3 separate regions of the Homo sapiens genome follow, and regions 1 and 3 are each linked to region 2. A link is a loop called in an ENCODE intact Hi-C map of the cell type or tissue named here. Cell type or tissue: endothelial cell of umbilical vein. All regions are shown on one strand.

Region 1 (4,000 bases), 83 kb after region 2:
ACAAAAAGTCATCTGCCCCCTGGACCGTTGTCTTAGAAGTTACCTAACAACCCTGGCAGTATGCCCTGTTGCTTCATCTCACTGAAACCGTTTTCAAGCACTCTTTGCATGACACAATTTAAAAATAACATCTAACCCACCCAAGTTGCTTTCCTCAGAGTTATACTGCTCTCTTCAAAATATTAAGACTCACTGATGCCACCTGCAGCAACTGGACTCCAGGCCTCAGTTTCAATGGATGCTCAAGATACGAAAGGTGAGCTCACTGAAGCCACTACTAATTGTCCTAAATGATAAACCTTGGAGAAAAAAGGACTCATTTCAATCGGTAGTTTTTAAAACATGGAATTTTAAAGAGATGTGTAATAGTCCATAGAGCAGAACATTTTCACATAAATTTTAATGTATATACTTGCATATTCTTAAAAAATGGTATTAGGTAGAAGTGACTCCTCCAGGTTCAAGGAAATAATCCTTTTTAATTTTTAAGGTGCCATTATTATTAACTTCATTCAGGAAATGGAGCATATTAGAGACTTCTCAGACATTCACAAAGGGCATCAAGGGACATCAGAGTCCTAAGGGTGCCTGTAGGATACTCTCTTTTTTGGCTCCAGTGCTGGCTAGCCATCCACATCCTACAGACCTAGTACTCCATGGAAGACATCTGGGGAAATATTGCTCTTCCCAAAACTATGAAATTTTGTCTGACTTAAATTATGTCTGATTAATGGTTAGTAAACATTGTACTAAAAATTAACAGTTATATTAGTCACAATGGGTAGGAAATGCATTTTGAATCAATGGTTGTAAACATTAATCTTAGAAATGCTAGACTATAATATTTATGATGCTTTTTTTTGTCTACAATGACTCCCTCTGGAATTGCCCCAAATCAAATAATAGTCACTTTGGTGGGCAATAAAGAGAAAACAGAAACTTTATTTTTATTCTTATTTTTCTTTTAAGATGGAGTCTCACTCTGTTGTCCAGGCTGGAGTGCAGTGGTGCAATCTTGGCTCACTGCAACCTCCTGGGTTCAAGTGATTCTCCTGCCTCAGCCTCCCGAGTAGCTGGGACTACAGGCATGCACCATCATGCCTGGCTAATTTTTGTATTTTTAGTAAGGATGGGTTTCACCATGTTGGCCAGGCTGGCCTCGAACTCCTGACCTCAAGTGATCCACCTGCCTTGGCCTCCCAAAGTGCTGGGATTACAGGCGTGAGCCACTGTGCCCGGCCAGAAACTTTAATATAACAAATGAGTTTCATATACAACAACTGAGCTAAGCATGAATTAAAATCCCTGGTATTTGGCTAGAGGTAAACAATCTGTAATGTATTTATATAAATCAATAAGGAATGGGGCTAGGCTACCTAGAACCCTTACACTTGCAAAACAAAAGAGCCAGACAGGTCTGAACACTTGAATGTAAAAACTGGAAAATAGGCTGGGCGCGGTGGCTCACACCTGTAATCCTAGCACTTTGGGAGCCCGAGGAGGGCGGCTCACGAGGTCAGGAGATCGAGACCAACCTGGCTAACACGGTGAAACCCCATCTCTATTAAAAATACAAAAAAATTAGCCGGGCGTGGTGGCAGGCGCCTGTAGTCCCAGCTACTTGGGAGGCTGAGGCAGGAGAATGGCGTGAACCTGAGAGGCAGAGCTTGCAGTGAGCCGAGACCGTGCCACTGCACTCCATCCAGCCTGGGCAATGAGCGAGACTCCATCTCAAAAAAAAAAAAAAAACAAAAAAACAAAAAACAACAACAACAACAAAAAAAACCAAAAAAACCCCAAAAAACTGGAAAATAGCTACAACTGCATGATTCCTTATATTGACCAATATTTTAAGACTTTCTAAAACCTTTTTTTAAAAATTTTTGCTAATCTGTAACCTGACAAAAATACCATTTCAAGAATTACATGACAGCAGTTCCATAAGAAAAATGTAATCACAATGTATTGAATATGAACAAAATATCTCAGATGACTTTTAAAGGAAAGGAAAATTACCATTAAATATTTATCCATTAGAGCTTAGCATAATGTGATCCAAGTGAATGTTCAAAAAGTCAAAGTGCAAACTGGTTATTGGCATTAACTAAGGCTATGCCTTCAGTTTAGCTGTGCAAAATGCAATCCAAAAAAGGCAGATAGGTCGTTATCATTTCACAATTAAGTTGGCCAAGCCCCTAACTCTCCCACAAAGTAAGTTCTCTTGCTGTCTCTATTGTCCTGACCCGCCAGCTGCAGGGCAGAGAACAAGGCTTGCAGTCCAGCACAGCACTCAGTTTTCCAGCTGTCCTAGTGATGTAATTATCTAATAACAAAATATCTCTCTGAATTAACTCTGCATCCTACCCATTGTAATTCTTAATGACTACTTCCTGTTCATGTTCTCAATTTAACTTGCTCTTCTGGAACTATTGCATAGGCAAGTTGCCTTCATCTAATGGATGGGATTACATCCAATAGGTTTGGGATTTCCAAAGATTACAATTTACAAAGGTCTCCCAAACAACATGCTTTGTAAACACAAGCCCTGCCTTTCTATTGTGGTTACAATAAAAGGGAAATCTGTCTTATTTGCTGTGATTAAACTTTGACCCATTCACAGGAAGTTCTATGAGGATTTTTTTCCGGTCACTTTTTTTTCCCCCATTCTCTTCAATGTTTGGACATCAAATAGTTCAAGAGCTGAGAGATGTCTGGCACAGCTACCTAAGGGCCACAACAAAATTCTGCTTGAACTAGAGCCAGTATTTGGAATCGAGAAGAATTTTTAAAAATATCTAATCTCCTCCTCTTAAGTGCATGAAGCATATTCTGTGACTATGTCTTGTATGCACCAAATTTATGTTCACACATCTCACTAGCCCTACACTACGGATATGGGCCACTGTATTCTCTTTTTTGCTCATTAAATATGGACTCTGTGTGCACTTATTCTCAACCAGCACCAAATGGTATAGCTCCAGGAGTATTTGCCACCAACAATAATGTGCATGCTGCTAGAAGCAAATTGCGATTTCAGCAGCACCCATAAACATTTACCAGCACCTACCATGTGCAGGCACTATACTCAGTTTTAGAGTTTCCAATAGATATGACAGATATTGTTTTTAAAAGCTTTACTATCTAGTTGTGGGAAAGAAGACTTACAAGTAAAAATGCAGGTAATGATGTATGGCTATGTATTAGTACCAAATAAATTCTATAAACACTATGTACAACTTTATATATCACATCAAGTAAATTTATTCTACATCCTATTAAGTAAACCACAGATGGTCTCTGCCTTTCCATCCATTTACCTCTCCTGGAAGCCACACCCTTATTTTCTGTTGAGGAACTACTCCTGTCCTAGAATCTGGCAATCTGGTTTTAACAGCAGGGGCCCACGGATGGCATGTGAACAACCCTGGATTGAGTGATGATGAATGATTCAGAGGTGGACAGGAGCATAATAATCAGTCTCAGAAATTTTGCTAGGACTTCTGGGAGAGTAAAACTCTACACTGGGATTATGAAACTGGCAAAGTCTCAGCCTGCAGCTACTGATGGCTGTCTTTGCCACCATTTTAGTGAACCTACTATGGGATGCAGAAGAGGGCCAGAACAAGGGACAGTGGGCAAGAGATTCCGGAAGACATTATTTCCACACCTGGGCCCAGTGTGTTTGATCTACCCCTGGATTTATTAATTATGTGAGTCACTAAAGTCAGTGTTTTGCTTATCCAGCTTGAGTTGGGTTTTTATTACTTGCAACAAAAAATTGTCCTAAGACATCTATAAATATTTTGAAATGATTAAATGACTTAAAAATGTCAATATCTGGCCTCAAATACGTCTTACAGAGTAGACACAATGAGTGAAGCTCAAGCACAAAAGAAGTAGCAGTGTCCTCAAAGTGACTGTCCCAGTTCTCTGACTTGGCTGGGAATCTATTCACCTTAAATGGCTCCTCCATTCGCATGTCCACTGGGCAAAAGTAGCC
Region 2 (4,000 bases):
CCAACTTAAAAAGCAGCTGAAGAGAAAACACCAATTGTAAAAATGAAAAGGGAGTTTTCCCGTTATGAAATCAAAGCTGACCACATTTAGCTTATTATTATATGTTGTTGTTTCACGGGGAAAGAATTAATAATCTTTTATTCTTAATGCTAAGAAGATCCTACAAAATCTTACCATATATGTGTATTTTTTTAATAGTCTTTACTAAGTTACTCAAATGATGATATTCAAGAGTGGTATTATTTAAGGCCTCAAAATGTTTTCAGGACACAAGATTTACTTTGAAAAAACTGGTTTGATATGTCAGGGACCAGATCAAATGATTTACTTTGAAAAAACTGGTTCGATATGTCAGGGACTAGAACAAACGCTTTGGTCTATGAGAAATTTTGTGGATTTAAAGATGTTTGTCATCTAAACATTGATCATCATGGACAGTGTCACCCCTTTATTGAATGGACAGCATATGGAATCCTGGGGTCATGAATTGTGCAATTCTAATATTCAGAGTCTATGAACTCCTAACACATTTCCTGTCTTCAAGAGGATTAAGATTTCTGGAGAAGAAAATGAAAAGCAACATACACCAGAAAATTTAACCGATTCGCAAAAAAGTCATTAAGTCTTACTAAAATCATCCAATCAAATATGAGACAGGAATGAGAGAGAGAATTTTCTCTTCACATTTGGAGATGAAGCCTGGCCTCTACGTTACCAGGCAGCCATCTATAATGTCACAAAGTACATGTATACTATAGCTGGAAGTCATCTTAGGAATATTTGAGAGAACTGTTTTTCAGGACTAATAATTGGCTCTTAATAAGTGCTTCGGAAGACAGTTAATAACATTTCAGCTTCTCGAAGAATGCTTAATAGTAATCATAACTATCGGCCTGGCTTTCATTACAGACCAAACAACCTGTTCCTTGTTATCTATTGTGGAAGTCAATGGTGATTAAGTAAATATATTTTACTCTAATGCAGAAACTGACTAGAAGGAATGTTTTGAGAAGCTCAAAGAAACCCCAGAGCTGCACAACAGAGAAGACATAGCCAAAGAAAAACAGTCGAAGTTTATCAAGAGTCTTCCGTACGCCTGGCACTTCACTAAGGACTTCACACATTTTATGTTACTTAAACATAAAAACTTGTGAGATAGGCACATAATTTTTTACCCATATTTTAGGTAAGATACTGATATTCAAACATGTTAATAACTACAGTAGTCCCACAACTAGCCACTTGTCAGAGATACAATCCAAACCCAGGTCTAACTCCAGAGTCTGCAAGTAACCACTGAGTATGACAACCATGCAGGCAGACAGCCCTCTACCACTGCAGAGAAGCCCCCGGGAAACATATTTCACAGCTCTAACCAATTGGTGTACATTGCAATTACTATTTTATTGGGGACTCCAAGGCATGTCAATCTTTTAAGAAGGAGGCTGTGTTCAGTTGGAGATTTTTCATCGTATTACTGAATTAAAAGTCACATATGACTTCTATCAGAGGTGAAGAAGCTGCAATACTTGGTTTCTGCAATAGATTTACTAACATTTATATATTAATTTCACATTTTAAATGGAATCTAAAAGTAGCAGATGAAATTATGCTATCACAAATTTTCATGTTTTACAAGCCAGTTGGAAAATGTTTTATTCACAGGCTACAGGATCCATATTCTCATCATTCCCAGTCTGGGCCCCTCACTCCTACCCAAAGCTTTTAAGATGTTGTTTCTTATTTGTCTCCATAAATGAATCTTGTCTTAAAAAAAAAACTGCTGTGAAATCAAAGAAAATAATTGTTGCCATCTTTTACAGTAATGACATGTCACTTAAAAAGTTTTCAGCTTAGACTCCGTTTTCTGAAGCAGCTTCTATGAACTAATAACCTAACAGCTCTCCATGAACTTTAATTATTGCAATAGAATTATTAGGCACCACCAGTTACAACTGAACTCCTCCACACACAGTATAAAGTTAAAACTGTACAAATGAAGCCAAAATATGCACAGCTAAAAGGAATGTTACAGGGGGGCCTCTCTTAGCGAACAAAGCAAGCTCAGTTTGGCTCTTTTTCCCTCGCGCTACCACATCCGCACATCGTTAGCTGGAAAATTCCTGATATATGCTGTAATTTTTTGTGCTTTTTTTTCCCCCAGTACACTTGAGGCTTTAATGTCCAGATGCCATTTTCCCCCTTATCTGTCCCTGTTTGGGGTTCTGCCAGCTATGGTCAACAATTAATACAGCCGAAGAAAAAATACAGTACGCTCCCTGGCAACTGGTACAGCCTTGCAGGAAATACCAAATAAAAACTTGATTATGTATTGTTTAACCATTTTGTTTGCCTGTAGGCCACCCTGTCGTCGGTGTAATTCAGACGAGCATGCTTCATCTGGACGGTCTGTGCACTGCACCATTGTTCCCAGAGTCTGTCACGCACAATCACTGGCTTCAGCCTGTGGCCCTCTAAATGAAAGGAGCAGATTTGTGGCAGCTTTCCAACCTGCATTCCTTTTAATTAGTCAACTTGTGGCCCAATGTTATAATAGATAAGTAACCTCTTAATATTCATGTAATTAATTTATTTTTTTCTCATTCAGTTATAAGCCTTTGCATGGTGGAAAAAAGGCTTTTTCCTATATGGGCTCTGGCTTATGAAATAAGCATGCTACTATTATAAAGAACATCAGAGACCATGTCTCAATGATTCTCCAGGAGGACAATTCCAGAAACCACAGTATGCCCATAACTATATTTTAAGCATATTATTTTTGCATTTAAAATAGTAACTGATATCTTCCTTTTGCATGAATTTGATGTATGTAAGATGAATCATCTTGCCAACTTCAACTGGGCTGATAAATTTTAACTAATAACTTAGTTCACTATCAGAGAGACAGAAAGCTTTCACATTTTAGGATCCCTTTTAAAGCAAGGCTGACATGAAAAGTGGCCAGGAGTTCCCAAAGTACTAGGAAGTCCTCTACTCTAGACCTCGATTAAGTCAATAATTAAACTGCTGATGCTGTTAGCTATTAGCACATGATGAACCTTTAAAAAGATAAGTTGATTTCTATAAATACTAATAATGCCTCTTGGTAACAGGAATCAGAATGGCTTCTAAAAGCTCCATATTTAAGTTCTTTCAACTATTTACATTTTTCTACTAAACCAAATTCTCCTCAAAGGCAGTAACATCATTTTTACTTATTTCATGTCCTCATGGACAATACACATGGTGGGTGAAATACAGATATATCTGTACTACTCTCACATATTCTTAGTAGCACTTCTCATGAGATTTATGAGACATTTACAATGTCACATCAACAATTAATTCATTCATTCATACATATACAAATGTGCCTACTAGGTGACAAGCATTGGATCTCAGTTGCAAAGATGACACACAGATGATGAAGTCATCATATCTGTTCTCAAAAGCTCACAGCTGAGCAGAGGAGGCAGACATGTAACTTACCAATTGCACAAGCTCTGTGCGAGGTAGACGTAAATAATTTAAAAGCCTGGATTCAAATCCTGTCTCCTCTTTTATGAGCTACATCACCTTGGCTAAATAGCTTAACCTCTCCATGCCTCTGTTTCCTCACCTGCAAGATGGAGAATCATAGTACCTGCTTAATAGGGCAACTGGAGAATTATATGGATAAGGTACATAAAGTACTCTGCAGGTGCCTGGCTCTATAAACTTTAGCTATCAGCAAATGTTATATACACATCAACTCCACAGGGGTGAGGCGGGGTGCAGGATAGGGGTATCTAGTGTTAGAGGCTTCAGCGAGGAGGGGCAAGGGCATGACTGGTAGAGAGAGCAACATGAGCAAAAGTTGAGGAGTATGAAACTGCATGGACCAGATAACAGGACCCCAAGTGTTACTTGACAGAGCTAGGACTTTATCCTGAGGAGAAGGGGAGGTACTAAAGGGTTTTATGCAGGGCGTGTATGTCAGATATGCATTATTCTACATTTG
Region 3 (4,000 bases), 310 kb after region 2:
CTTTCAGCATAATACTCTTGAAATTAACCCACAGTTGTGCATATCATTAGTTTGTTACTTTTTGTTACTGGGTAGTATTCTATTGTATGAATGTACCACAGTTTATCTATTCATCCTTTTTGACCATTTAGGTTGTTTCCAGCTTTTGGTGACTGTGAATAGAACTGTAGAAATAAAAGATAAAAATTTCATATAGGTTTTTGTGCAGACATATGTTTTTATTTTTTGTGGGTAAATACTTAGAAATGGAATTGCTACATTGTATGGTAATTTTTTGTTTAATGTGTAACTAGCTGCTAAACTTTTTCTCAATGTGATAGTACCATTTTACATTTCCACCAGCAGTGTATGAGAATTTCAGGTGCTCTGCATCCCAATCAACATTTGCTATTGTCATTCTTTTAAATTAGCCACTCTGATAGGTGTAATAAATTAGCCACTCTGATGCGTGTATCATATGATGGCTTCAACTTGCATTTCTCTAATAAGTAATGACATTGAGCATCTTTTCTTGTGCTTATTTGCCATCTGTGTATCTTCTTTTGTAAGTTATCTATTCAAACCTTTTGCCTATTTTTTAAAAATTGTGTGGTTTGCTTTCTTATGAGTTTTGAGAGTTCTTTTATATATCCTGGATACAAGCCCTTCATCAGATATGTGATTTGTAAATATTTTTCCCACCTTGTGTCTTGCTTTTTAATTTTCTTAACATTGTCTTTCAGATCTTTGAAAGTGCAGAAGCTTTTAATTTAATGAAGTCTAATTTACCATTTTTTTCTTTTTGATTCATGATTTCAGTGTCCTAAGAAATCTTTGACTAACTCAAGGTAACCAAGATTTTCTCCTTTTCCTTTTTTCTACATATTTTATCATTTTAGCACTTATGCTTAATTCTGTGAGCCATATGGAGTTAATTTTTTAAATATGGTGGCAAAGGTTCACATTTTTTTCATATGTATACCCATTTGTCCAATACCATTTATTGAAACAACTCTATTCCCCATTTAATAACCTTGACATCATTGTTGAAAATCAAACGGCTGTGTGGGTCTATTTTTGATTCTCTTCTATGTTTGTCCTTATGCAAACACCACATTGACTTAATTAGTGTAGCTTTTTACTAAATCTTAAAATCGAATGGTGAAAAACCTCTAACGTTTAGTATACTCTCCTAGAGTGTTCAAATTTGGAAATACTAGGAGGGGATATTTCTTTTTCCCAGAAAAGGACTCTGAACACTTGTACATATTCTGGAAGCATCCTTTGCTTCCTGCAGTAATTTATATCTGTTACTACTAAGCTTTAAGTATTCCAAGAGTTCATTATAAGTTCTTGCTTTCATGTGCTCTTGCAAATGAACCCCTTAAACAGATCACTTCACGTCCATGATGTGTGTAATTCGTCATGGAAGTCACTAATCCCAGATCTCCATGGAAGGCAAGTGGTAGCATTATTGAACAGCTCGACTTTTCTGACTGTCAAATTATCTTGCTCACCCATGGTTTCCTGATGCTTGGAACTCTGGCTTCTCACCTCAGAGGCTTTGTAAACAAAACAGTTTGTATAGGTTGCATTTGAAATGCAAAAAGCTTACTTTTTAAGTGTTGGGAATTCCAGGGAACATAAAATCACTTTCACCAATTCAATCTATAAAAATGAGAAATCAAGAACGTTAGTCATGCAAACTATAAAGTCACAAATCAAGGAGATTTCTGCTGAAGACAGAGCTTTATCCTTGTTTTTTGGATGCAGGGACCCTCCTTTCTATCACCAAAGGAATATTTTGGACAGAAACAGTTCATTTGCTAGGGTATTTTCAAATTGGAAGAAGTGTGCCTTATATCACACTTACCAGTCTATATTGTCCAATCTATCATTTTCTCTCCCCAAACTAGAAAAGGGCAAAATGTGATAAATATGAGTTTAATGGTGAGTAACAAGTATCTTTGCATAATAACAGCTCATTTGTTATCAATATTATTGAAGGAATAGAACAAAGTATCAGCTTAAAAATTCAACCTTTTTAACAAAACGAATTAACACTTCCTTGTCTTGGTGATGGATAATGCTGAACATAATTTAATCTCACCTAGTAACTCAGGGACTACTGAGGGTATACTGTTGTTTGCCCCTGCATTAAATAGTCCCTAATTATTGTGCTTTTTACTTACTGTATTCACTTAATAACTCCCCTCCCCTGCTGTTGGTACGCCTTTTATTTTGCGATGAGCTAATGAGATTATTCAACAGCTCTGTTAGATATGAGATAATCGAAGCTTGCTGGAATTGTGAGAAAAGTAAGAGCACATGAGTTTTGTGTGAGGCCCAAAGGCTTCTTCTATGAGCTCATGATTTTTTCTCATTAAACATTCTGACATGGTTTGCCTTCTACATGACTCAGAAGTTCTTGGCTTTGTAGTAGATTGTCAAAGTTGCTGGAAATGACCAATCGTGTATGCATGTGTGTGTGTCCGGTGTGGTGTCTACGTGCTAAGTATGTGAGAAGTAAATACATGAATATATACACATAATATAAATTTTAAGTTCCACAAGAGCATTTCTATATGCCTGTATCTATATAAACTTTCAATAAATGTTTGAATTAATTAAAAACTGTATATATTTTGTATTTCTTGATTGGTGACCACCATAGCAACTTCAACAATTTTAGAATTCCTGCTGCCATGTGGGAAATGTGTAATGTCCACCCTGGAACAATGCCCCAATTCCTTTTGGAAGAGAAAGGTATTCTGATAGCATTGTTATGACTACCATCCACACTTGTTTTGGGGGTTAAACTTCCAGGCAGCCAGCTTTATGCAGAAGGGTGATTCACTGTTTCTGTGTCCACTCAGCTCAAAGCCCCTCTGGGACTGGAACACCTTTAGTCTAATTTTCTCAAAAAAAAAAAAAAAAAGAGCATATTTGCCACTTTCCACTTAATAAAATGCCATGTAGAATATTGATATCAAAAGGCAGTTGCAATATCAAGATTTTCATACTTCTATCGGATTAAGAGGGAGTACATTCTTTTGCTGCTAATGCTATTGACAGTCACAAAGATAAAGGGGAATTTAATGGCTTAAGAGCAATTAACTATATTTCCTTCCTGGAATCAATCAGTAAAACACAGCACATCTGAGAATAGAGAAAGGAATATTGGATCCAAATCCCGAAGATCTCATCTGAGATAAATTTAAAAATTAGGACTAATAACACTGGACTATATCTACCATGAGGTAAGATATTTGCTTTGACAAAGCTTTGCTTCAAAAATTTTTTCATCCTCTTTAATCATGTTGGAGGTCTACATCAATAAAGGATCAGTTACTTCTAATGGTATCTGTAAATTTATCATTTTTAATAATTATTAGACTGGTTTTTGCATTCACATTCTTTTAAAAATAATTGTAATATACCTTAATGCTTAAAATGACCAGTTCTCCAAATTGTTTGAAGTTGATTTTGAACCAACTTACGTTACTCATTGACAGCAAGTTGTACCAGTAGCACGTGAATACTTAGATCATACTATAAATCCCAATATAAAGATTAGAGGTAGGGAGAACACAGAAGAATAACAGAATCTTGTGAAAGCCTCTGTGCAAAACTTCTGACTATCTCTTTGTATGCTCAGAGGATCTGATCTGGCACTCAATAGCACAAATCTACATGCCCTTCTAATCAAGATAATCCTGAGATTATGACATCTGTTGGGGCTCAAACTCAAGATTAAGTGTCCACCCTGCAGGTTGGAAAGACACGATGAAGAGTTAACCTTATGATATGGAAATGCTAATGTGACATGAATCTTTGTAAAACTGTAACAAGCCTTCTCACTGTAGAGCTATAGCTTTTCTAAGCATTGCACAACTGACCCAAACTGTATTCATGCAGCGTTCATTTTATAGGAAAAAGTATTATCACCAGTGGTGAATGTATTGGGAAACTAATGAAGCTTAAACCTCAGGGTGCTTCACTTGCACAGGCCCCTTCTAAA

The links. Peaks named below come from ENCODE experiments on the same cell type or tissue, not always from the same donor. Only the 100,000 strongest peaks of a DNase experiment are listed, where the experiment ranks them.
Region 1: it touches region 2 in a loop (6-fold over the local background); 6 of 110 quality-filtered maps call a loop at or near these places.
Region 3: it touches region 2 in a loop (6-fold over the local background); 2 of 110 quality-filtered maps call a loop at or near these places.

The regions. Positions count from the first base shown.
Region 1 is chr7:92,779,031-92,783,030 of GRCh38, forward strand. The region is part of intron 2 of CDK6 (cyclin dependent kinase 6); the gene reads right to left. Among named protein-coding and RNA genes, the nearest start is that of CDK6-AS1, 55 kb to the right of the region's middle. RefSeq lists a silencer at 3,731-3,931. In endothelial cell of umbilical vein, no CTCF peak of the experiment used is centred here; a DNase peak (open chromatin) is centred at 2,401; H3K27ac peaks cover 1,453 bases.
Region 2 is chr7:92,696,295-92,700,294 of GRCh38, forward strand. All of the region lies in intron 4 of CDK6 (cyclin dependent kinase 6), which reads right to left. Among named protein-coding and RNA genes, the nearest start is that of FAM133B, 110 kb to the left of the region's middle. RefSeq lists an enhancer at 1-305. In endothelial cell of umbilical vein, no CTCF peak of the experiment used is centred here; a DNase peak (open chromatin) is centred at 2,317; H3K27ac peaks cover 2,221 bases.
Region 3 is chr7:93,009,320-93,013,319 of GRCh38, forward strand. No RefSeq gene overlaps it. Among named protein-coding and RNA genes, the nearest start is that of SAMD9, 110 kb to the right of the region's middle. In endothelial cell of umbilical vein, no CTCF peak of the experiment used is centred here; DNase peaks (open chromatin) are centred at 2,432 and 2,732; H3K27ac peaks cover 2,413 bases.